Regions from separate parts of the Homo sapiens genome. Here region 2 is linked to region 1. A link is an interaction called in ENCODE POLR2A ChIA-PET data of the cell type or tissue named here. Cell type or tissue: MCF 10A. All regions are shown on one strand. Each heading gives the region's core, and the rest is flanking DNA. Links, peaks and the distances in the headings are about the cores only. Region 1 overlaps POLR3GL (RNA polymerase III subunit GL). Region 2 overlaps ITGA10 (integrin subunit alpha 10).

Region 1 (11,950 bases), core at 1,631-9,630:
ACACTATCTTTTTCATGGTAGACGATTAATAAATGTTTCGCCGAATGCATTGCATTGGATTGAATTGGGGCCTGGTCAGGTTTGGAAGGCCAGAGATAGAAAGAATTCAAAGGTTATATGTAGAAATGCAGTTTGTGGCTGGGCATAGTGGTTCATGCCTGTAATCCCAGCACTTTGGGAGGCTGAGGCAGGAGGATCTTGAGCCCAGGGGTTCGAGGCTAGAGTGAACTGTGATTGCACCATTGCACTCAAGCCTGGGTGACAGAGCATCTCTAAAAATAAAAATAAAGAAATGCAGATAGAGATAAACATCAAATTGTCTTAGGGATGTAGAGTTTTGTCCAAAGGTGTCAGCACTTTCTCCTTTGTGCTAAACTATATTGTAATTATCTGACCTGTTTGGGGGACCATGTCTCATTCATGTTTATATTTCCAGAAATTCTCTCTCTGACACTGTGCCTTCTCAGTCAAAATTTGTTGAATGACATTAACTTTTCATGTCCCAGAGATAAAAGATTGAATGTCTTGTACCTCCTTGGCTTCCTGTCCATTCTACTACATTTCTTTTTCTCTTTGTTTTTGTCTTTATTAGGTTTATTCACTGGATCTCTGAATACCCAGGCCCCCTCCACCATGGCCAGCCGGGGTGGGGGCCGGGGTCGTGGCCGGGGCCAGTTGACCTTCAACGTGGAGGCCGTGGGCATTGGGAAAGGGGATGCTTTGCCCCCACCCACCCTGCAGCCTTCTCCACTCTTCCCTGTGAGTCTCTCCACTCCCTTCCCAGACTCTCATGTGCCCCTGGCTGACTGTACATGATTCTGAATTCCTCCTGGACCATCATAAAACCATCCTCGCTTTGGCCCTCTCTCTATACTCCCAATGCACAGGGATGTTTTGCAGGCAAAGAAGTGTCCACCTTTACTTCTCCCCAGCTTTCAAAATAATATGTTACTCCCTCGATTGTCATTTGGCCCTCTGCTCAGTGGGAGTGTTAGACTAAATTGGGAGGAGGGGTCTTCCTAAATTTGTACTAGCATTTTCTCCCTGAACTGACCACTGCCCCTGCCTCTTTAGCCCTTGGAGTTCCGCCCAGTACCTTTGCCCTCAGGCGAGGAAGGGGAATATGTCCTGGCACTGAAGCAAGAGCTACGAGGAGCCATGAGGCAGCTCCCCTACTTCATCCGGCCAGCTGTCCCCAAGAGAGGTCAGTTGGAATGCTAGCATCATATTCTGAGTGCCTTCCATGGGGAGTGCCCTGTGCTCAGCACCACTGGGGGCCAGAGGGGCACAGGAAGCATACTATCTAACTGGGGAGATCATAATAGTTACCCCTGTATCTGAAATGCATTATAGTATTCATGGTTTGTTTTGAGTCTCATGATAGTCTTGGGACAGCAGGAGGTTAAATATTAAAATCCCATTTCACGTGTATAAGTAGGGGGATGTATTTTCTAAAAAATTATATATTTTTTATTTTTTTGTAAAATAGAGATAGGGTGTCCTTATGTTGTCCAGGCTGGTCTTGAACTTCTGGGCTCAAGAGATTCTCCTGCCTTGGCCTCCCAAAGTGCTGGGATTACAGGCATGAGCCACTGCGCCCAGCAAAATTTTTAACAATCTGGATATTATAAGCACCAACCAACAAGAGAATACTGAAATCCTGGTTTCTTATTCCCTAGCATACTTTCCACTGCACCACGCTATTTCTTAATACAGCCATGCCTTTGAACTAAGGGACAGAAAAAAAAAAAATCATCATGGCCGGGTGCGGTGGCTTACGCCTGTAATGGCCAGCACTTTGGGAGGCTGACATGGGTGGATCACTTGAGGCCAGGAGTTTGAGGCCAGCCTAGCCAATACGGTGAAACCCTGTCTCTACTAAAAATATAAAAATTAGCCAGGCACAGTGGTGTGTGCCTGTGGTCTCAGCTACTCGGGAGGCTGAGGCTGAGGCTGAGGCATGAGAATCGCTTGAACCTGGGAGGTGGAGGTTGCAGTGAGCTGAGATCTTGCCACTGCACTCTAGCCTGGGTGACACAGCAAACCTCTGTCTCAAAAAAAAAAGGCCAGGTGTGGTGGCTCACACCTAGAATCCCAGCACTTTGGGAGGCTGAGGTGGGCAGATCACGAGGTCAGGAGTTCAAGACCAGCTTGGCCAACATAGTGAAACCCCGTCTCTACAAAAAATACAAAAAAATTAGCCAGGCCTGGTGGCAGATGCCTCTAATCCCAGCTGCTTGGGAGGCTGAGGCAAGAATTGCTTGAACTTGGGAGGCGGAGGTTGCAGTGGGCTGAGATCACGCCACTGCACTCCAGCCCAGGCGACAGTGCGAGATTCTGTCTGAAAAAAAAAAATCGTAATTTTGGGTGGAAAAGGAACAGGTTAGAAGAGTGATAAGGGGCCGGGCGCAGTAATTCACGCCTGTAATCCCAGCACTTTGGGAGGCCGAGGTAGGTGGATCACGAGGTCAGGAGATTGAGACCATCCTGGCCAACATGGTGAAACCCCGTCTCTACTAAAAATACAAAAATTAGCTAGGCGTGGTGGTGTGTGCCTGTAGTCCCAGCTACTCAGGAGACTGAGGCAGGAGAATCGCTTGAACCTGGGAGGTGGAGGTTGCAGTAAGCTGAGATTGTACCACTGCACTCCAGCCTGAGGGACAGAGCGAGACTCTGTCTCAAAAAAAAAAAAAAAAAAAGTAGATAAGGTCCTCACTGAAGCTGACCCCCTGGGCTCTGGGTTTGGGGTAAGGAAACAGATAATTCCTCAGTATTGAGAGGGCTGGACTCTCAGGAACAGTCCTGTTCTGGGTCTCTGAAGGGATAAAACTTTGACCCTTCCACCCCTCAGATGTGGAGCGTTATTCAGACAAATATCAGATGTCAGGTCCGATTGACAATGCCATCGATTGGAACCCTGGTAGGTGATGGGCCCTTTCATTGACTGCCCTTCTTTCAAATGCATGGGATGCTTCAAGCTATTCCCACCACGCCCATGACCCCACCCCATTCCCCGATCCAGCATCTGCAAGCTAGAGCCTTAGTTATGGTCCAACACATTCTCAGATTCTACCTGAAAAAGCTATTAAATAGTTCCCACTACTCAGGAGATATCCAAGCCACTGAACAACTTTGGCCCAGCCCCTTCCTTCCTCTCCTTTAAAACCCTCACCCCCCTTTAAAACCAGTCAGTATTCACTGGAGACCCCAGGCAGGGTCCTATTGACATTTACGTTCCCACTATTCCCAGATTGGCGGCGTCTACCCCGGGAGCTAAAGATCCGAGTGCGGAAGCTACAGAAGGAACGTGAGTGTATCTGGAAAAAAGGAGGGAGAAGAGAGGTTTCCTTCATCAGCCTGAGGGCCGAGGCTGCTGCTGGTCTCACCTTCCATCCCAGTTCCTATACCCAATCTACCAAGTGTTGTTGCTAGATGTCATAGTGGCCACATGAGGGCAGCAGAGTGACATGTTCTTTGCATGAGGATGGGCTATAAAGCTGGCAAAATTTGCTCTCTGAAGGTTTACCTTTTGATCCCTCCACCAGGGATTACAATTCTGCTCCCCAAGAGGCCCCCTAAGACCACAGAAGATAAGGAGGAAACAATACAGAAACTAGAGGTGAGGAGGAAGTGTGCATAGAGACCTCCTGAGCCCTGGATCCATTCCCTCTCTCTTGGCCCATGTGTGCCTCAATTTTTCCCTTCTGTGAACTGAACCTGAGTTTCTATTCCTATTCATCCCCACATGAGACCCTGGAGAAGAAGGAAGAAGAAGTAACTTCAGAGGAGGATGAGGAGAAAGAAGAAGAAGAAGAGAAGGAAGAGGAGGAAGAAGAAGAGTATGATGAAGAAGAACATGAAGAGGTGAAGGGGACTCCTTCCACCTTAGTCCCCCTCCCTTTACCCTCTTTATACTAGGGTTGCTCTCCTCAGAGGGTTGGCATGCCAACAGAGATAGTGCCCCCCAGGGTAGGGGCTTCTCTCTACTTCATCTGCCCCCCTTCTACAAACTACAGCTGGAAGAGATGTCTCAGGCCTGGAATGGTGTGACTGAGAGGAAAGGGGTCTGGTACACAGGAAGGAAGGTGAATGCCAAATTGACTTTTACTTTTTTTTTTTCCATTTCAGGAAACTGATTACATCATGTCATATTTTGACAATGGAGAGGACTTTGGTGGTGACAGTGATGACAATATGGACGAGGCTATATACTGAAGAAGGACTCTGGACCCTCGTGTCTTTCTTTAGGATACAGAGAGTAACTGTACCTATTATTTGTTTCTTCAGACAAGCAAATCATTTGGTCAGAGTTCATATAATCTGTCTGTTCCCTGGAGATGGGAATAGAGGATGATGACAGTTTATTTTCTACACTTCCCCTCCTTCCACATTTGTATCACCTTTGCTATCTTGGGGAAAGTGCAAAGGACAAACATCTCAATTGTATGAAGGGAGAAAGGAGAATTGAAAGAAGAACTGGGGTTGTTAGAGCTGAGATGACTGTACACATACCCCTGCCCAATTTATATAGCTCTTTGTGGAGATAATTAGGGGTGGGAGCAGTTTGAAGGAGTAAGCCTGGTTTTATACTTTTAAATAAAGTGTTTTTATCTGTCTCTCTGTTGTGGGTGAGGCCTGGTGACAGAGGGCTGGAGGAATGAAGGAAATGCTTAACTAAGCCGGGTCTGGTGTGACACACTGGAGGGTTACAGCCCTACAGCCCGCTTGTCCTTTGTCCCTTCCCTTCTACCCCCATGGTGGGACACATATTCACAATCGAGCCCAGCCAAGGAATATTCAAGGCCTCATCTGTAGGGCAATGCAAAGTAAATTGTAGAGAACAGCCTACGCCCCCTGCAGTACAGCTGACTTCTGAGCCTCTGGTCCTCAGGCCACAAGGACATGATTGTGTCTGTTCACACATGTTCACAAGGACATAGGTCCTGTCTTTCCCACACTTGACCTTGATCTTGTCCTTATTTACAAAAAATGATTACAGCTATTTTTGTGGGGAAAGGCAAGAAAACCAGGTATGAGGAGGGAGGAGGAGCTGACTTATTCACCATACTCCCTCCTCTTCCAGACTCTGGAGATGCCACTTTGAAAGGTATGTCTGTGCAGAGCAAGTCCCCCTAAATATCCTGTTCTCCAGTTACAGAAACCAGTGTGTGGCTGAGTTGCAGTTTCTCTTTTGGTTCTTCCCTTTGTGGAATTTAGTTAGCCTTTCTCACTCCCTTTCTTTGGGGGAAGGGAGGTAGGCGGTGTGGTGTTGTTTTACAGGAAGTAAGGAGGGTGGGGAGGAAGGGAGTGACTTAGGGACACTCACAGATCTGAGAGATGCTTTCTCGCCCACAGAGCTCTCCCTTGGGTGAGGTCACTTTCCGAGGCTCTGATTGGCTTCTGAGGAAGCCTTAGATAAGCTGATTGGTTCCAGCCACTTGACATGCAACAGTCACGGGCAAGCTGCGTGTCCAGAATAGGAACTGAATAAGAAGGCATGCTATCATAGCAACCCTGCTGAGCATTTGAAAGCCGTAAGATGGGGTATAGAAGAACCTTCAAAAAATTCCCCAACTGCATTCAGGCAGGCCGACTGAATTCCCTACAGCATCAAGTGATAGAGACTGTCAATCTAAGGTTGAATATGTCTGACCCCATTGTAAAGAATGAAGAAAGACTGTGACTCCATTGAGGGAAAGCACCTTAAAAGCCTAGTTTGGGTGTGTTAGTTAGTGTTTACATAGAAGCAATGGCAGGTGCCATGGCTCAAGCCTGTAATCCCAGAAGTTTGGAAGACTGAGGCAAGAGGATTGCTTGAAGCCAGGAGTTTGAGACCAGTCTAGGCAACAAAGCGAGTCCCTGTCTCTACAACAAAAATATTTTAAAATATTTCAAATAGCTGAGCGTGGTGGCACTCCCTAGTAGTCCCAGCTACTAGGGAGGCTAAGGCAGGAGGATCCCTAGAGCCCTGGAGTTTGAGGCTGCGGTGAGCTATATGATTGCACCACCAGCCTGGGCAACAAAGCAAGAACCCGCCTCTAAGAAAAGAAGAAAAGAGTAGAAGCAGTGAAGGAAACAGGAATAGAAACAGAACATTCTAGAGTCATTGAGCAATTTATGATGATTGATGTGTTTTTTTTTTAGTCCTCCTGAGGTGTTGTGTTGAGTGGCAGGAAGGAAATAGGGGACCTGTAACGGGTTTCCCATAGCTGTACTTCAGCCTGTGATTATAGCTAGGGAGAGATCAGCAAAAACAAAAGTAAAAGCTATTGAAAATTTTCCTTTTGCATTGTTCCCTACATACACACACCAAGTCCTAACCTGGTCAACTATATGTGTCTGTGTTGGGAGCATAGCCACCCCATAAAGCCCACAATGTCAGCCTGGGAACTTAAAAGAGTGGGAACAAAGAAGATTCTGGAAAAGCAGCACACATCCTATGCACACACATCCTTTTCCCATGAAACTGGGGAAATGAGGACAAAGGTTGGAGTGACCACTTGAGATCAGTTGTATTACTTCAAAGTGTCAGGAAGATCAGACTATTCTTGGACTCTGCCCTGTCTGCAGGTGACCTTGCTGGACAAAGCCAGGGACACAGGACCCAGCAGCTTTCCCAGATTCTGAAGTGGTTCCAGGCATGAGCTAGACTTGTTTCCATCAACCTTTCCCCTACTTTCCATAGGTACTATCAGGCAGGCCTGAAGCCCAAGACCTAGTAAACAGGGTCACGGCTCCTATTCACTTTGGAAGAACCCCTGAGAGGTTAGGGCTTGAGGCCATACTTGCAAACTTTTTTTGTTTTGTCTTGTTTTGTTTTTTGAAATGGAGTCTCACTCTGTTGCCCAGGCTGGAGTGCAGTGGCACGATCTCAGCTCACTGCAACCTCTGCCTCCTGGATTCAAGTGATTCTGCTGCCCCAGCCTCCTGAGTAGCTGAGATTACAGGCGCACGCCACCATGCCCAGCTAATTTTTATATTTTTAGCAGAGACGGGGTTTCACCATGTTGGTCAGGCTGGTTCGAACTCCTGACCTTGTGATCTGCCTGCCTTGGCCTCCCAAAGTGCTGGGATTACAGGCGTGAGCCACCGTGCCCAGCGCCTGCTTGCAAACATTTACAGAGGACTTACACAGTGCTGCTCAGCCCAGTACTACTCGCCTGATAGGGCTTATGTTGAACAGATTGCTGCCATGTCCACAGCCTGGGCTGCACTGGCCCCAGGCAGGGTAGGTTCTCTGTCAAGAATCCTATCCTGGGCATGGTGGCTCCCACCTGTAATCCCACAGCTTTTGGAGGCTGAGGTGGGAGGTTGCTTGAGGCGAGTAGTTCAAGACCAGCTTGGGGCAACATAGTCTTCCCTAAGTCTGCCTCTACAAAAAAAAAAGGGAAAGAGTCCTATTTTTCTCTATGCTATGTTCCATCCCTAGCCTCATGATTTTTCTCCCATCTCAGGTGGGCAGTTTAAGAGGGGTCTGCAGACAGCCTCAGTGACTCAAGTGGTTTGAGGGAGGCTAAATGGCAGACCTGGAAGCAACATGTAGTTTAGATTGGGAGTGGAGACCAAAGAAAATTGGAGGGTCAGATGAATAAGGTAATTGGGCACCTATAATTTGGTAAGGAACAGACAGTTCTTTTCCTCAATTCACTTTTTTTAAGAGACAGTGTTTCACACTATTTTGTGGTCCTAGTTTCACCACTCCATAGCTTCGTGCCCTTCAGAAAGTCATGTATGTCTCCACTCCTCAGTATTCCTCATGTGTGAAATATAAATTTGGACTAGATGTGTCCACTGGGAGCCCTTCTAGCTCTCACATAGTAGGGCTTATGCTGATCCATCTGTAAGAATTCAAATGGGCCTGAGAACAAAGGCAGGATGTGCCTAGCTTTGGCTGAACACATTCCATTCGCTGGATTTCCCCACTTTATTTTCAGCCTAGGCAGACTAAAGATACCTCAGGCATCTGGCCAGTCGTTTCCAAGAACCTGCTTCAGCTTGGGTAGCAAGAAGATCAACAATTCCATCAACTAGCAAGAAAGGGACACCACCTACAGCAGAGTTCAAGGTCACAATCTGCAAGCCAGGACTCAAATCAAACAGGCCACCAGTAGATTTCTGACTGAAGAAGGGGCTGGTGGGCATGTCCTCTTCATCTCCCCTCGTATGTCATGTCCAGCCAGAGGATGGAGAAGAGAAATGAGCTCAACGAGAATAGCTCCACTAACTAATCTGGCCAAACCAGTAGTGACCTCTTCTCCACTGACCTTTCCCCTTCTGGGGCTCACATTTCCTCAAGGTCATTTGGGACCACAAAACTGGAAATAAGTTCCAGTTTCCTGCTATCACCTCAGAAAGGCCTTTGGCTCATCTCCAATAGACTTTAATTTGCCTCTTTGTATCTAGGAAAGAAGGGAGGTCCCCCTCATAACCTTAATGGGGGTCAGTGGGAAGACAATGATCCAGCTTAACTGCGGGACCGTAATGGCTAGGTGCTCTCACCTTGGGAATCCAAGATGTCAAGATGCTGGGGAAGGAATCCAGAGATTCCTTAGGCCTGATCCCAACCAATGCAGGAAGGGGCTAGGTCCCCACGACCTCAGAGTCTGGGATTATTCTCCATTCTCAAACCTCTCCTCCTCCCAGGATCCTCAGCTTTGGGCTGTGCTCCCAGCCCTTTCCTGAATAGTTCCCATCCTTGTGATTCCACATTGATCCTGGTTTACAGTAGAGAAAGGGGGAAAATATCCAAATCCTGTCTCTGATATTCTTTGGTACACTCAGGGCAGTGCTGATAATATTAGATTAGGAGGGAGGGAGTTAGACCTATTTTTGTCTTACCAAAAGGGGTAGGTGGAAGAAACTCACCTAAGTTAGGGATGTGGATTTGAGGTATTTCCTGTCTTGGAGAGAATAGGTAGAGTCCCATTTGGACAGGGAAAGAAGCCCTGGTACTCATCCTCCTTAGGCTCTGGTATGACCAGAGATGTAGCCATTTTGGAGAAGAAATTCCCTCTTCAAAGGAGGACAATTTAATGCTTGTACCTCATTTTTCTTAGGCAGAGTGATAAGAGGAAGTGACACAAAATGGGCTCAGTGGGAGAAAGGGCAAATGCTGATCAGCCCTTTTCTAAGTCTTCCATTTCCTTTCCAAGCCTCTTTCCTGGCACACCTAGACAATCTTTCTCATCTGACCATACTTGGCTGCTCTGGATCCCTCACCTCTCCCTTACTTGGCTTGGCTCCTGTTTTGGGTCTTGCTTTCTACCCTGAGCCGCCACACTAACACCTGTCCAGAGATATCAGGGATGTTTATACACTTCTCAGTGGCTGGACTGGGCCAGGCCTGGAGGGTTGGCTGAGGACCAGACAGAAAGCTTGTCACTCAGACTCATTCTTGTTGTTTTTCAAATTCTTTTCCTCTTTTTGACTCTTTCTCTGTGTCTTTTCTCCATGTCTCTCTTTACCTCATGCCTTTATACAGTGCTGTTTAAATTGGATTATTCCTAGGGTGATATGGTGAAGACTATTTGGAGCCACAGAATACACATGGCACATCTTCCAGAGTGTTAATTTTACTTTTAAGATTTGGTGGGGGAAGATAAATCATTTTTATGCTAAAACCAACACAAATATATTATGCAGTGTAAATCAAAATTTGCATTTTTTAAAGAAAATAGGTACTTCAAAGACATTTCTGGGTTATGACAGGCTACTTTAGACTGCTTTGGGAGTCCTGGGGGAAAATGGTTCACTCTCTTGTATCTTAGGGGTCCTGCAGAAGAAATATTTGAGAAGCTCTACTTAGAGCAGAGGTAACAAACTAAGACAAACCTAAACACTAAACAGGAGTCAGGCAGATATAAAAGATCGAAGCATGTGAGTGTAATGCAATAGGGAGTGGTGAGAACTGGCAAACCAGAGCCTGTCTAGCCCCTTCAGCTCCAGCTGATTAATGCCATGAAAGAATGTGACTCAGTGTTACCAAATATGATTGCTTTTTAAGAGACACCAGAACGGTAGATGTTAGTGAAATCTGATTTTTAAATGTTTACAACCGATTCAAATGTTTAGGAAAGGAAATACAGGTTTATTTATTTATTTATTTATTTTTAATTTTTTTTGAGACAGAGTTTCACTCTTGTTGCACAGGCTGGAGTGCAATGGTGCGATCTCGGCTAACTGCAACCTCCGCCTCCCAAGTTCAAGCAATTCCCCTGCCTCCGCCTCCTGACTAGCTGGGATTACAGGCCTGCACCACCATGCCCAACTAATTTGTATTTTTAGTAGAGATGGGGTTTCGCCGTGTTGGTCAGGCTGATCTCTAACTCCTGACCTCAGGTGATTTGCCTGCCTCAGACTCTCAAAGTGCTGAGATTACAGGTGTGAGCCACCGCACCCAGCCGGAAATATGGGTTTCTAAATGTCTGCAAGCTGGTTTGGCCTATGGGCCCCTGATTTGCTGCCTCTGGCTTAGTGTTTCCTCCAGCTTTGCTTAGGTTCATCATCAGCTAAAATCAAGACAAAAGAAGAGAAACATGAATCACAGTGTGATCTCCCTTCCCTACCTAAGTCCATCTCCCCACCAGCTTCCCGTCAATCTTGGAGCACTTGTGTCAGGGATTTTCTCCTCCAACCACAAAGCAGGGTGGGCACTATCAGAAATGGTGTTGAGATACAGGAAAGAACAAGAGGAAAGAAGAAAGCAGTCTTTGGATATAGAAGGGTATTCAGTTTAAAGGGTATTCACCAGGGGAAGATGAAACCCCAAATAGGGAATTATCATAATTTTTGTCTCTCCTTCCTCACTTTCATTCCTAACCTCCAGGCCTCCCTCACAGTCAAAAAGATATTCTGAACTTGCTAATGATCGACCTCTCTCCCAGCCCTTCCACCTTCCAGGTGACCTAATTTTCCCAAACCAGAGATAGCAGATCTTGCCTTGTCAGACTTGGTCACCATTTCCAACCTCTCTGACCTTCACGATCATTTCTTCTACTTTCCAAAAGTATGTGAAGCACAGGCCTGGGCTTGCAGGGTGTCAAATTCTGTTCCCAAGAGTTGGGGGCAGTGGGATGCATGAGTTTGCAGGAGAGTTTGAAGCTGTCCTGCGGGACAGCTTGAGGAGATAGAACTGCAGAGAAGCCTCTGAGTACTACTGGCAGAGCTACACCTATCTCCAGGGGAAACAAAGGAGCCATTGGCCCCTGCCCAACCACCCTCTTCCTGATCTACAGGAATCCAGAGGTAAAACAGAAACCAGAGTTTCCTCAGAGTTGGAAGGTGAAGCAAGCATGAAAGACAGGGAATAAAGAGAAATGGGAGAGCAGGAAACAAAGGATTAACCCTGAGTCTGGCTAGATGAAGGAGGAAGTCAGAATCTGAAGTGGAGAGGGAGGGATCTTTAGCCACAGAACCATATAAGGGAAGCACAAATGTTGGCCAGGCGCGGTGGCTCACGCCTGTGATCCCAGCACTTTGGGTGGCCAAGGCAGGCGGATCTATAGTGAAACCCCGTATCTACTAGAAATACAAAAATTAGACAGGCGTGGTCGTGAGCATCTATAATCCCAGCTACTCAGGAGGCTGAAACAGGAGAATCACTTGAACCCGGGAGGCGGAGGTGCAGTGAGCCGAGATTGCGCCATTGCACTCCAGCCTGGTGACAGAGTGCGACTCATCTCTTAAAAAAAAAAAAAAAAAAAAAAAAAAAGGAAGCACAGTTCTTATGCCCCTGAATACCTCCTCCCCTCTCAGCAGCTGAAATCCTTGTTCTATCCATCTGTCCAGGAGGTTAAAAATATCCAAGCTGGGAACCTAGCCAGACATTTCCAAGAACCTGTTTACTGACCATTTGATTAACTTTGATTGTCAGCAACTTCATAGCCCAACAAGGACTGAGAATGGACGTTGCCTAACATCTCAGGACTCAGGGCACATGGAATTCACAATC
Region 2 (11,950 bases), core at 1,223-9,222, 88 kb before region 1:
CCGCCCCTCGGAGAGCGGCAGCCAGAGGCAGGAGGGTCCCGGCTTCTACCAGGGGCTTCGGTCTCACGGACTGTCGCATTTGCATTTAATCACTGGTAAAGTTACCTCTGCCCCCGCCAACTCCCCCCGCCTCTCCCCCGCCACTATTCCCCGGCCAAAAACCCAAGCAAAAAAGAGCATTTGAAGAGAGCAGTTCGGAAATAGGAGATTGTAGTGTTAAGCAGAGCAGAGATAATGCGCGGCCCACGGTAACCTGGGGGACAAAACCTAAGGAAAGGTGATCAGGTTCAATTTTATTTTTTCTTTCTGTTTTCTGAGACAGTGTCTCTAATCTGTCCCTCTGTCGGCCAGGCTGGAGTGCATGGCGCTATCATAGCTCACCGTAACCTCCAACTTGTGGGCTTAAGGGATTCTCTCACTCCAGCCTCCCGAGTAGCTGAGACTACAGGCATGCACCACCACGCCTGGCTAATTTTTTTTTTTTTTTTTTAAGAGATGGAGTGTCTCTATGTTACCCAGTCTGGTCTTCAACTCCAGGCCTCAAGCGATTCTCCTCACCGTAGCCTCCCAAAGCGCTGGGATTATAGGCATGAGCCACCACTATTCCTGGCCCAGGCTCAATTTTTAAACGCACATCTGAATTAGAAAACAGCAGAGAGCGAGGAGAGCAATTTTATTTTAAGCTGCCCCCCCCGCCCCCGCCCCCGCATAGAAACAAAAAATAACCAAACAAAAAACTGTCTTCATTATTTCCACTGCCCTTGAAGTTCAGGCTCTTGGTAATTCTTGAACAGTCAGTCGCAGCCAACTGGTCTTCCTGTCTTTCTTTTCTCCTCTCCCCGCCGGAGAGAGCTCACTAAAATGCATATGAAAACCTACAGGGTAAAGCCCAAAGTTCTTAAGTGGTTTACAAGGCTCTTCAGGAGTCATATGCTGCCGCCCTCTTTCCCAGTCCCATCTCTCATTACTTTCACACAAAAGAGCCACTCAAACTGTTTCTTTTTTTATTATTATTATTTTTATTTTTTGAGACAGAGTCTCACCCAGACTGAAGTGCAGTGGCACAATCTCGGCTCACTCACCGCAGCCTCTGCCTTCCCGGTCCAAGCAATTCTCCTGCCTCAGCCTCCCAAGTGGCTGGGATTACAGGTATGTGCCATCACGCCCGCTAAGTTTTGTATTTTTAGTAGAGACAGGGTTTTGCCATGTTGGCCGGACTGGTCTCAAATTCCTGACCTCAAGTGATCCACCTGCCTTGGCCTCCCAAAGTGCTGGGATTACAGGCGTGAGCCACTATGCCTGGCCTTGTTTTTTTTGTTTTGAGACAGGGTCTCGCTGTCACCCAGGCTGGAGTGTGATAGCATGATCGGGGCTCACTGCAGCAGCCTTGACTTCTTAAGCTCAAGGGATCCTCCCACTTCAGCCTCCTGAGTAGCTGGGACTATAGGTGCACATCACCATGCCCAGCTAATTTTCATATATTTGGTAGAGATGGGGTTTCACCATGTTGCCCAGACTGGTTTTGAACTCCTGGGCTCAAGCGATTCTCCTCACCTCAACTCCCAGAGCACCAGGCCTCAAACTGTTCTAATTTACAATTCCCTTTGCAGCTGGTGATTAATCCTCCCAAGAATGCCTCCTGTCACATTTGATCCCTGCGGTGGAAAAGTTAAATATTAAATTTGAACTCAATTGAACGTGGACAGAAACAATGGTCACCAAGTCCCAGAACAGGTTGTGTGAGCCCCTTGAGGTGTTCGTCCAGCACTGTTTTGGAGAAATCTCTATTTCAATCTATTCCTACACGTTAGTTATTGAAAAACAATAGACAATTGCAAAAATAAGTTGAATGTTTTGTGTTCCTTGAGCCCAGTCGCCAAGGGCCCCGTGACTGGGCCTCATGCCAAACAACTCGTTACAAAAAGAGCTAGGGTCCCAGACTGCGCCAAAACTTCATGAGACCTCTCCTCGTCTGTGCATGGATGAGTGGCCAACTCTGGAGCCCAGGCTGTTGCTTCTCAGTCTGGTGGTGAATCCTCTATAGTCTTATGAGTGCGGTGTTCAACTCTGGAACCCAGGCTGTTGCTTTCCAGTCTGGTGGTAAATCCTCCATAGTCTGGTGAATGTAAACATCTTTTCCCTTCTCCCCTTCCCATTGCAATTTGCTTATTATATCAATCTGTTTATTATATCATTTGCTTACTTATTATATAATTTGCTTATTATATTAATTTGCTTGTACCATTTGCTTATTATATCTCCATTGCCATTTACATGGGATAAAGCTTGTTTACCCTTAAAGGTATTGTGTGTGTCTCTTCTTCTCCCCTTGTGCGTTTCCTGCACAGAACAACCCCGCAGCCAAATTTCTTTTTTCTATAAAGTTTTCCCTTACAACCCCGCCACCCCCACCGCCCAACAAAGTATGCCTCTTGTATGACATACTCCTAGTGCTTGTTGATATATAGCAACCACCTCTTTGCATTTGCCATTTTTTTTTGTTTTTGAGATAGTGTCTCACTCTGTCACCCAGGCTGCAGCGCAATGGCGTGATGTCGGCTCACTGTAACCTCCACTTCCTGGGCTCGTGCCATCCTCCCACCTCAGCCTCCCAAGTAGATGGGACTACAGGTGCGTACCACCATGCCCAGCTAATTGTTTCTGTATTTTTGGTAAAGACAGGGTTTCACATGTTGTCCAAGATGGTCTCGAACTCCTGAACTCAAGTGATCCACCTGCCACGACCTCCCAAAGTCCTGGGATCACAGGTGTGAGCCACTGCGTCCAGGCTGTATTTGCCACTATTTGTTTACATGTTTGTTTCTGCTACTGGACTGGACTCTTTGATGGTAGTTGTGTTTTATATTATTGCCATTGTCAAGCACATATTACGTGCTTGATATCTGATGAATAAATGAATGAAAAAAATTAATGAAGAAGCAAAGGAGCAACAACAAGGAAAGGAAGGAACAATACACAGTTGCTTCTTAAACTAATACTATTGCAAAGAAAGGGGTAACAAGATTGGGTTTAGAGAAAGCCCCAGTCTGGAGCTGACGATGGATAGGAGGGGAATCTCTAGTTGGAAAAATATATTAAAAGTGCTCTCTTAATCATATGGATAAAGAATTACATGAGGTCAGGGAGCAGGGAGGGATAGCATTAGGAGATATACCTAATGTAAATGATGAGTTAATGGGTGCAGCACACCAACACGGCACATGTATACATATGTAACAAACCTGCATGTTGTGCACACATACCCTAGAACTTGAAGTAAAATAAAATAAATAAATAAATAAAAGAAATTAATCCTAAAAAAAAAAAAAAAAGAATTACATGAGGTCAGTCACAGTGGCTCACACCTATAATCCCAGCATGTGGAAAGGCCAAGACGGGAGGATTGCTTGAGGCCAGGAGTTGGAGACCAGCCTAGGCAACATAGTGAGACCCCCTCTCTAAAAAAAATTTAAATATATATATATGTATACACACACAAACACACACACATATATATGTGTGTATATGTATATATGTGTGAGCATTAGATGAACCAGTACTCAAGGAAACCTACCTCCATTTGGGGGCTGACTGAGGGTAAAGAGGAGAGGAGAGTCTGTCAACATAATCTGGTTGCGGTCTCAGCCCTAGAAACTGTGTGCTCCATAAAGGCTGATCAAGTTACAGCCTGTATGAAGTGCACTGAGGGTCACAATGGAAACCCTTTCCTGTCACAAAACAACTCAGCAGGTTGACACAGAATGGTGTTCATGCCAAATAGGCCAGACAGGCCACAATTCTCAGGGTTAGGCAATAGAGGCAGAGACTCGGTCTCTAGAAGGCCATTGCTTAAGTGCACGTGTTCTCTCAGGATAATGGAAAAACTCTGGGTGTCTCAAGAGGAGCCTAGAAGATACCTGCTTAATGGAATCAAATAGATTTGATCTCTACCATTAGAACCTTAAATTCTTCAGCTAATTATCACCTTAGAGGGCTCAAAGAGCTTATTTCAAAAGGGATGAGGCAGGCCAGGCACAGTGGCTCATACCTGTAATCCCAGCACTTTGGGAGGCTGAGGCAGGCAGATCACGTGAATCAGGAGTTCAAGATCAGCCTGGTCAACATGGTGAAACCCTGTCTCTACTAAATATCCAAAAATTAGCTGGGCATGGTGGTGCACACCTGTAGTCCCAACTACTCAGGAGGCTGAGGCAGGAGAATTGCTTGGACCCAGGAGGCAGAGGTTGCAGTGAGCTGAGATCGTGCCACTGCACTCCAGCCTGGGCGACAGGGCGAGACTCTGTCTCAAAAAAAAAAAAAAAAAAAAAAAAAAAGATGAGGCATAGGACAAGATTTAGTGGATGAGACAACAGCACGTAGAAACACATCTTCACAATCTGGGAGATGGGTCAGAGAGCAGGAACACCACCACCTGGTGCTCCAGTATACTTTCTCCCTTAATCCTCACAAGGCATGATATGGTAGATTATTTTATGACAAAATAGTTTTATAATAATAGTTACCATTTACTGAGCATTTACTAAATGCTCACTTTTCTTGGATTATTTCATTTTGTCTTCATGACCCTAATAGGTTTAAAGATGAGAAAGCCAAGACTTAGAGAAGTTAAGTCTGTCCTAGGTCAAACAGACTTTTTAAGTTGTGTAGCCTAGATTTAAACCCAAATCTGCCTTCATTGTTAACCACTGTAATACACAGCCTTTTATTATCTGAGCCTCAAGGAAGTTATGATTTGCTGAAGGCCATACAGCTAATAAATGGCAGATAGGATTTCAATCTAAACCTCTGTGCTTCCCAGACCTTTATACTTTCTGGTCACTTAAGCAGGTGAGAATTACAGGAGGCTAGAATACATCTCCTGTGGGAAAGCCACAGAAAACATTTAAAATACTTCTTAACTTTGCCTTCCAGGGACTCCACTCTGTAAAATCCCAGGCAAAACAAGTATCTACCTCTCACTATTACTGAGCAGTCTATATCCTAGGGAATACATATAGAGCCAAAAGTCATTTGACACTGAACTTTATTTGTTCTGACCATCTGATATACTGTCCACCCCACTGGGAAACAGAGACAATGCCCATGAGGGTGGGCCTCTGCAGAAGGCCAGAGACATGCCAAAATAAATACTGTGGTCAGGCCTCAGGAACAGCCTGGGAGGACAGGTTCTGTGACTGCTAGTCAACCACCCAATCAGGTCTTCTCTCTTCTCAGCTCTTAATGAGTGCTGATTCTTCAAAAGGCTCCCAGAGCTGCACTCTGGAGACCAATAACTGACTTCGATATCTCAAGTCTTGATTACAAAGAAATATAAGTTACCCAGTTGTCTATGAGAATCCAACTGCCTTTACTGTCCATGACCCAAATATGGAGTGGGTTGGGGAGGGATCAGAGATAGAAATTAACCTGGAGATTTCCAGTAAGCATCAAGCAAGGGCTGGCAAACTGATTCCACCAGAGAAACCCTGCAAAATATGACCAGGGTTCTAGGGTTGCCCCAGAAACATTTTCCTAGGAGCTATTTGTGCTACATAACCAGTGCTGAGCAAGTAAGGGCTTGCTCCCCAGAGCCCCATGCCACCCATGTAGGTTTCTTAATGCAGACTCCACACTTTTAGATCCCATGGGGCTGCTGCTTCCCAAAGCTGGTAAAGTGAAAGCATTTCCCATCATCAAGTAGCAGTACTCTCTCTCCTGTCTGCTTTCTAAGCAGGCCCCAAGGAGGGCTCAAGAGTGAGTATAAGACTTGAGAGAAGTAGAGAAAATACTGCCTAGGTACACCCAGTCCTCCCTGCTATTCCAGCTCCAGCCACCTGAGGGCTCCTGGCTTCAGAAAATCAGGCACCAGGCCCTGGCTTTGCTCCCAGAAAAGGCTTGGAATCAGGAAGCCTATGCCCAGCGAGCCTGGGGGCAGCTCTGTTTCACCAACACCTGAGGGCGGTCGAGTGCACTACAGGTCTCAGGTTTCAGGGGGGATGGCAGTTGCCTGTCTAAAGGCTTCTCTGTTCCTTGGAATTGTACAGAATGTCTCTTGTGGCTTTTCCTCCTCCCTCCTTTTTTCCTGTTGACTCTCCCCATCCGGCTCTATGAATCACCAGAGTCCACAGGAAAGCAGCAGATGTTGACTTTACTCCTTTCAAGCCAACGTCAGCTCCCTCCTGTGGAGTGGGGAACAGGCAGGAAAGTGAGAGGGTGGAAGAATCGAGGAAGATAACCCTCATCCTTTCCAAACTGTGAGGGAAGATAAAGAGGGAATCTGAAAGGAGTCAGGCACCTAGGCAAAAAAATTATTGATTCCTGGGGATAAAAGGACCCCAAACAAAAGCCCCAGTGTTGGCTATGGAACCAGGATCACGAGGAGGAGGGAAGCAGAGGGTGGGAGCATGGCTAGTTTTGGTGCCAGCTCTTCTTGTCTGAGGTAAAGCCTCATCTCTAGCCAGCAGCATCCCTAGGACTCAAAAGTCAAGTCAGGCTGCTGGTCTGGGGAGATAGTCCAGAGGCGGCTTCTTGTCCCATCTGAGCCCCCAAACCTCTGCTTTTATGCAAGTCTCTTGAAGAAGCTGCCAGGGAGGACTTTCTAGACCCTTATTCTACATTCATTGCTCCAACTTCTCTTCTCTTTTTTCTTCCTCAGGGATTTTCTTATGGGCAAAGAAGCCAAGCTGTAGAAGAAAAGATAAGCGTCACTGCCAAATGCCTAGACTGGGAACCTTGCCAGTAGCTCTCAGACTTATCTGAGGTCTTCACTTTTGTTCTGTTTCCAAAAATGGAATTCAAATTTATTTTATTTGGCTTAGAATAATTTAACCAACATTTGTGGGGTACAGTGAAGGAGATCTGGGCATGACATCCACAGCCTGGTTAGCTGCCCAGCACAAATCCTGTTCTCTCTGCTATAATCAAGGATCCCTCAACTCATGGGCATCATGCTCCACACTCCCCACTAAAGCAGTGCTTACCTTCCACAGGCAGAAGACAAGGAGAGCAAGCAGGAGCAACCCTCCCAGGACACTGCCTATGAGGATCCACAGGGAGATGAGGATAGGCCGGGTCTGAACCACCTCCAAGAGGCTCTGCGTGGACAGAAGAGTAGTTTTCTACATGCATCCTATAACCCAGCTAGCCTCACCCCACATTATATCAAAGCCAGCCCCCAAATAGAATAAATAACCTCCTGCTACTTAAAGGAAAGAAACTGAGGCAGGAATGGCGGCAGTGGAACACTAGGATCCTGCTGCCTGATGGAGATGCCTTCGTTCTGAAAAAGCCCACGGGTGGCCCTACCACATACCCATCATCATTATTTTCACAGCTCTCAGACTCGGTCTCCAGCCCTACCTCACTCCAACGGGAGGCTTCAGTCAGCTGTAGGACACTGCCCTCTTCGGTTCCCAGCTCAAAGGTGCTGACCACCGTCAGGGACTTGAACTTGGCCTATGGAACAAGTGGATAGGAAGACATTTAAAATGAGCCATTATCAGGTGATATAGTTCTTTGGAATCCCAACAGCAAAGTTGAGGCTGAGAGGCATAATGTTGAGGGCTCTCAAGACCAGAAGAAAAGGCTGAAGACCAATGGGAAAAGAGAGGAAGGGTAATAGATGGAAAACCCCTGGTCACATCTGCTGCTGCTGTTTGTTTTCCAAGGACAATCAATACATCTGGTGCTTTACCTGAAATGCATTCTACTCCTCTTTCCTTTGGCTGACCTCTACCCCTCCTTTAGATTGAAGTTTAGATGTCATCCCCTCTGGGATTTAGGGAAATCATTCCTCCTAACCCCCACCAACACTGGTGTTTACTTCTGTTTTTCACTCCTGAACTATAAGATCCTCTAGGTTAAAGGCTGTGCCTTACTAACCTTTGTGTCCTTAGTGCCTACTAGATAGCAGAGTACCAAGTATGTAGTGGTTTCTTTTTTTTTTTTTTGAGATGGAGTCTCGCTCTGTCACCCAGGCTGGAGTGCAGTGGCGTGATCTCGGCTCACTGCAAACTCCATCTCTCGGGTTAATGCCATTCTCCTGCCTCAACCTCCCAAGTAGCTGGGACTATAGGCGCCTGCCACCACACCTGGCTAATTTTTTTATTTTTAATAGAGACAGGGTTTCACCGTGTTAGCCAGGATGGTCTCGATCTCCTGATCTCATGATCTGCCCACCTTGGCCTCCCAAAGTGCAGGGATTACAGGCGTGAGCCACCGCGCCCGGCCATGTAGTGGTTTCTTAATAAATCTTTGTTGAAAGCATGAATAGACTAGTGAAAAAAAGATACCAAAGAAGGACAGAGACTTGGAGAAGGGTGGTTTATTGGACTTAACTTCCCTAAAACATATGATGACATCCCAGGGATCTTGTGTTATTCCAGGTAGATATGGGAAAGCACAACATTGACCTTAGTGCCAAACAGCCATTACAATTAAGATGCCATTTCCCTGCCCAGGAGGAACTCACACTGACTCCTCACTACCTGTCATATTAAGTTCAGTTTCTCCCTGGCTTCAGAGGCCTTTCGTAATCTAGATCCCTCTCACCTATACAATCTTACTTCCCACCACTCCCCAGTACAAATCCTGCATGTAATATCAATAATTCATTCATTTAGCAAAAATATGTTAAGCGCCTACAATGAGTTAGGCATGAGGCTAAATGTTGGAGATATTCTCAGTGTCAACCTAATACAGGGCCTTTTACGTAATAGGAACGTGATGGATTCTTAACTGATTAAATTTAGGTATCCTGCAAATGTTGATTGATACAGCACTAAGGAATGGTCAGGAAAAAAAAAAGTAATGGTCAGTGGAGGAAAATACAAGGATAATAACTAGCTTCCACTGAGTGTTCACCATATGTCCAGCTCATTATTCATTTATTCTTTATAACAACCCCATGAAATTGGTATTATCTTCCCATTTTAGAGATTAGGAAAAAGAGGCTTAGAGAGATGAAATAACTTGCTCATGGTCAAATAGCTAGTAAGAGGCAAAAGTGAAACTTGAACGTGGGTCTGTCTACCTCCAAAACCTATGCTAAAGTTCCAGAAAGGAGCAGAAGTGGGGAGTACTAGAAAAGGAAAGGCTTACTCTTCGGAAAAATTCATTGTGAACCAGCCTCAATAGTCCAACAGAGACCTCAGTCCCCTTTGCCAGCTGCCCAAGGTGGCACCTCACCACCTGACACTGAGTATTGCTCCCATTCTAACAGAAGAGACAGAGAGAGACAGATCAGGACTCTGGGGTAGAAACATCCTCTTTCCCCACCTCTAGTTCACACAGTCTTGTCCCAAGGCACCTGACTCCATTTTCATTCCCACTCCAGATCAGGACCCTGGGGTGGAAAGATCCCTTCTTCCCCACTCCAGTTCCTACCCTCTTGTCCCAAGTCACCCAACTCCACTTGCATTCCCACTCTGGACACCCCTTTGTGACTCATACCAGTCTGTTTGTGTGTTGAAGCTCCTCTGGATGCACAGGTGGGCCTGGGGGTTCAGTCAGGTTCTGCACTATGCAGCTTGCCTAGAGGAAGATCCAACTTGAAAGACCCTCCTGATGGGGTGGCGCTAGCCACTCAAGGCTGAGTTGGAACATACCTACACCCTTGTAGTTCTTCCCCTTATAATACCTTTTTCTTCTCTCTAATAAGCCACATGTGTAAAAAGAAAGCCCCCCAGAGAGAAGAGCCCCAAGAGCAGAGGCCCAACAGATAGGGAGCTGGTGTGGTGTCCAGCTTCAGTGAGTCCACCAGCTCAAGGTGGCAGGATTCCATGCCCTCCTAGACCAGACTCACATTGTTAGTGATGACTTGAGACAGTGATAGGAAGTAATTGCCCCCATGGGCCACAGCTGGAAGGAGGGCTGAGATGATGAGGCCACTGACCACATAGCAGCCTAGGTTCTGAACCTAAGAGGAAGGTTGGGAATAGGAAGAAGTGGGAGACAGAAGACCCTTCCTCATTTGTTCCCCTTCACCCTAGATACCATTAAAATCCAAGAGAGACCCTTCCCATCCTTTTCCCACAAAGCTGTTGTTCCCCCACATTCTCCTCATGCCAAGACCCCTCCAGCTTCTCACCCTGAGAGTGGTTTTGAATTCTGGGCCAGGACCCACTGGGAGGGTCCCATATGGGTGAACCTCATAGCGGTGCAGGGTAGACTCACTGTGTGAACACCAAGTCAGGAAGTACATGGTCACAGCCATAACACAGACACAGGGGCACATGATCAGCACACAGACGTGGATTCAGAGGAGGCAGGGCCAGCACATGGATAAAGAGGTGGGGGTACATGGAGAAGACAGAAGTAGAACATGACACAGACAATGCAAGCTTTATGGCTACATCCCATATCCCCTCATCCCAGCTCCAGTGCCCAAGGCCTGGCAAAACACTATACCTAGGAAAGTAAGATGCTTAAAAGGGAAGATTCAGCATGAATAGGATTGAGGGCAAAAAGACTGAGCAGCCGCAAGGGCTTGGGTTTTTGGAAAAACTGAGGCACATGGAAGGGGAGGGAAGCAGCATAAGGGTATGAGTCTGAGGTCAGAACTGGGTCCCACCCTAGAAGCTGGGCATACCTAGAGAACAGGAGGTGGGGCTCATATTGGATGTAGGCTGAGGTCTGGGCTGTGTTATCTTGAAGGGTCCCATTTCTCTCCAGGCTGTCACTGTAGGGTCAGAGGGGAGAGGCTCACATCTCAACCCCTCCTCAGAAGACACCCTTCTCTGTTAATAGAGGAATCAATGTTGTTCCTCCCCACCCCTCCAGTCAAGACTCAGTAGGAGGAGAGGTCTGGAAGAAAGTTCCCTTCATTCTCACCTGCTGGCAGTCAGCTTCACGAAGACCTGGCTCAGGAGAGAGGAGCAGCTAAACTCAAACTCTAGCAGAAAGGTCACCTAGGGGCAGGGGACACAGGGTAATGGTAGAGTCTTCCTCATGGAACAACTACAGAGGAACAGGAGCCCTTGTGCGCCCCCTTCCCTGAAGTCCCAGGACCCTCAGATCCCAGCCTCTGCCCTCCTAGAGCCCTCTTTTCATCCTAGACCCCAACCCACCTTGGCTCCAGTCTGGAAGACAGGATGCCCCACACTGCAGAGCCGGGCATGAGCAGAAGGGGCGGCACATTCCACCTTTATTGGGCTCTCTCTCTGAGGGCAGGGGAATGGAGATAGAAGCTGGAGCTGGGGCTGCAACTGCTGTCCTACCCACAGCCTCTAAACACTGAGCCTTTCTCTAGAGGACCTCACAGCTGAGGCCAATACCCCAATCTTCTTCCTCCTCCTTTCTTTCCTTCTCCCACACCCCCTCCTCCAAAGGCACCTGAGGAGTGAGACTGGCCAGGTGGAGGTTTCTAGAGAAGATGAGACTCAGGCTCGTATTGTAAGCATTTTCCTTTCTGTTCTCCAGAGTTGTAGATACCAGCACTTTCCGCCGGCCACCTCGAACCACAAATGGGGCCTTCCTGGGAATGATGAATGAGGGAGAGACCAGGAGTTGAAGGAGGGGAGTGCCAAAAGTCTCACTTTTGTTATCATGGGTAAGAAACAACCCCCTACCCGCCCTTCGAGTCCCTTCCAGTCTGTCTCAGGTCACCCTGGTTTGCCTAGTACATGTCCATCCAACCTGGAGCCTCTGATGTCCATATTCACTTGAAGCACCAGGTCTGTGACACATTCATTGTCAGGGCCACAATCCTTTGAGAAGGGGACCTGGAAGAAAGGGAAGGGGCTAAGGGTTGAGAGGAAAGCAAGGAGGAAAGGAATAGAATAGGGGGAAAGTGAAAAGACAAAAGTGGGTATATTTTGATTAGAGGAGCCCAGGTCAGATTTCACCATGATCTCATGTCTTCTCCCTCCCTCCCTTTTCTCTTGAAGGAGGGCAGTGTTGGGAGCAAGGGGCAGGGCATGGCACTGCTGACCAGCTTTTGTATAGAGGTGGG

What was found. Peaks named below come from ENCODE experiments on the same cell type or tissue, not always from the same donor. Only the 100,000 strongest peaks of a DNase experiment are listed, where the experiment ranks them.
Region 2: POLR2A ChIA-PET joins it to region 1 with 27 read pairs; 20 of 35 experiments call an interaction of 5 or more read pairs at or near these places.

The regions. Positions count from the first base shown.
Region 1 is chr1:145,974,233-145,986,182 of GRCh38, forward strand. POLR3GL (RNA polymerase III subunit GL) reads left to right here. Exons shown (of 8, transcript NM_032305.3): 2 at 593-759; 3 at 1,075-1,204; 4 at 2,852-2,920; 5 at 3,251-3,307; 6 at 3,546-3,619; 7 at 3,751-3,864; 8 at 4,129-4,616. The coding sequence starts at 634. The coding sequence ends at 4,215. Among named protein-coding and RNA genes, the nearest start is that of POLR3GL, 16 kb to the left of the region's middle. RefSeq lists enhancers at 1,840-2,339, 3,200-3,289, 4,270-5,035, 4,643-5,842, 5,004-5,053 and 4 more. In MCF 10A, for the core only: CTCF peaks have their summits at 3,460 (motif pointing right) and 4,845; DNase peaks (open chromatin) are centred at 3,459, 5,349 and 6,079.
Region 2 is chr1:145,886,181-145,898,130 of GRCh38, forward strand. It overlaps ITGA10 (integrin subunit alpha 10), which reads right to left. Exons shown (of 30, transcript NM_003637.5): 18 at 11,930-11,950; 19 at 11,635-11,720; 20 at 11,332-11,473; 21 at 11,067-11,159; 22 at 10,831-10,907; 23 at 10,589-10,678; 24 at 10,088-10,172; 25 at 9,803-9,916; 26 at 9,451-9,531; 27 at 9,100-9,213; 28 at 7,360-7,455; 29 at 6,981-7,094; 30 at 5,028-6,683. The coding sequence ends at 6,618. ANKRD35-DT (ANKRD35 divergent transcript) reads left to right here. Exons shown (of 3, transcript XR_001737758.2): 1 at 1-95; 2 at 1,036-1,149; 3 at 1,611-2,301. Among named protein-coding and RNA genes, the nearest start is that of ANKRD35-DT, 6.0 kb to the left of the region's middle. RefSeq lists a silencer at 1-79. In MCF 10A, for the core only: a CTCF peak has its summit at 5,841 (motif pointing right); DNase peaks (open chromatin) are centred at 5,171, 6,001 and 6,721.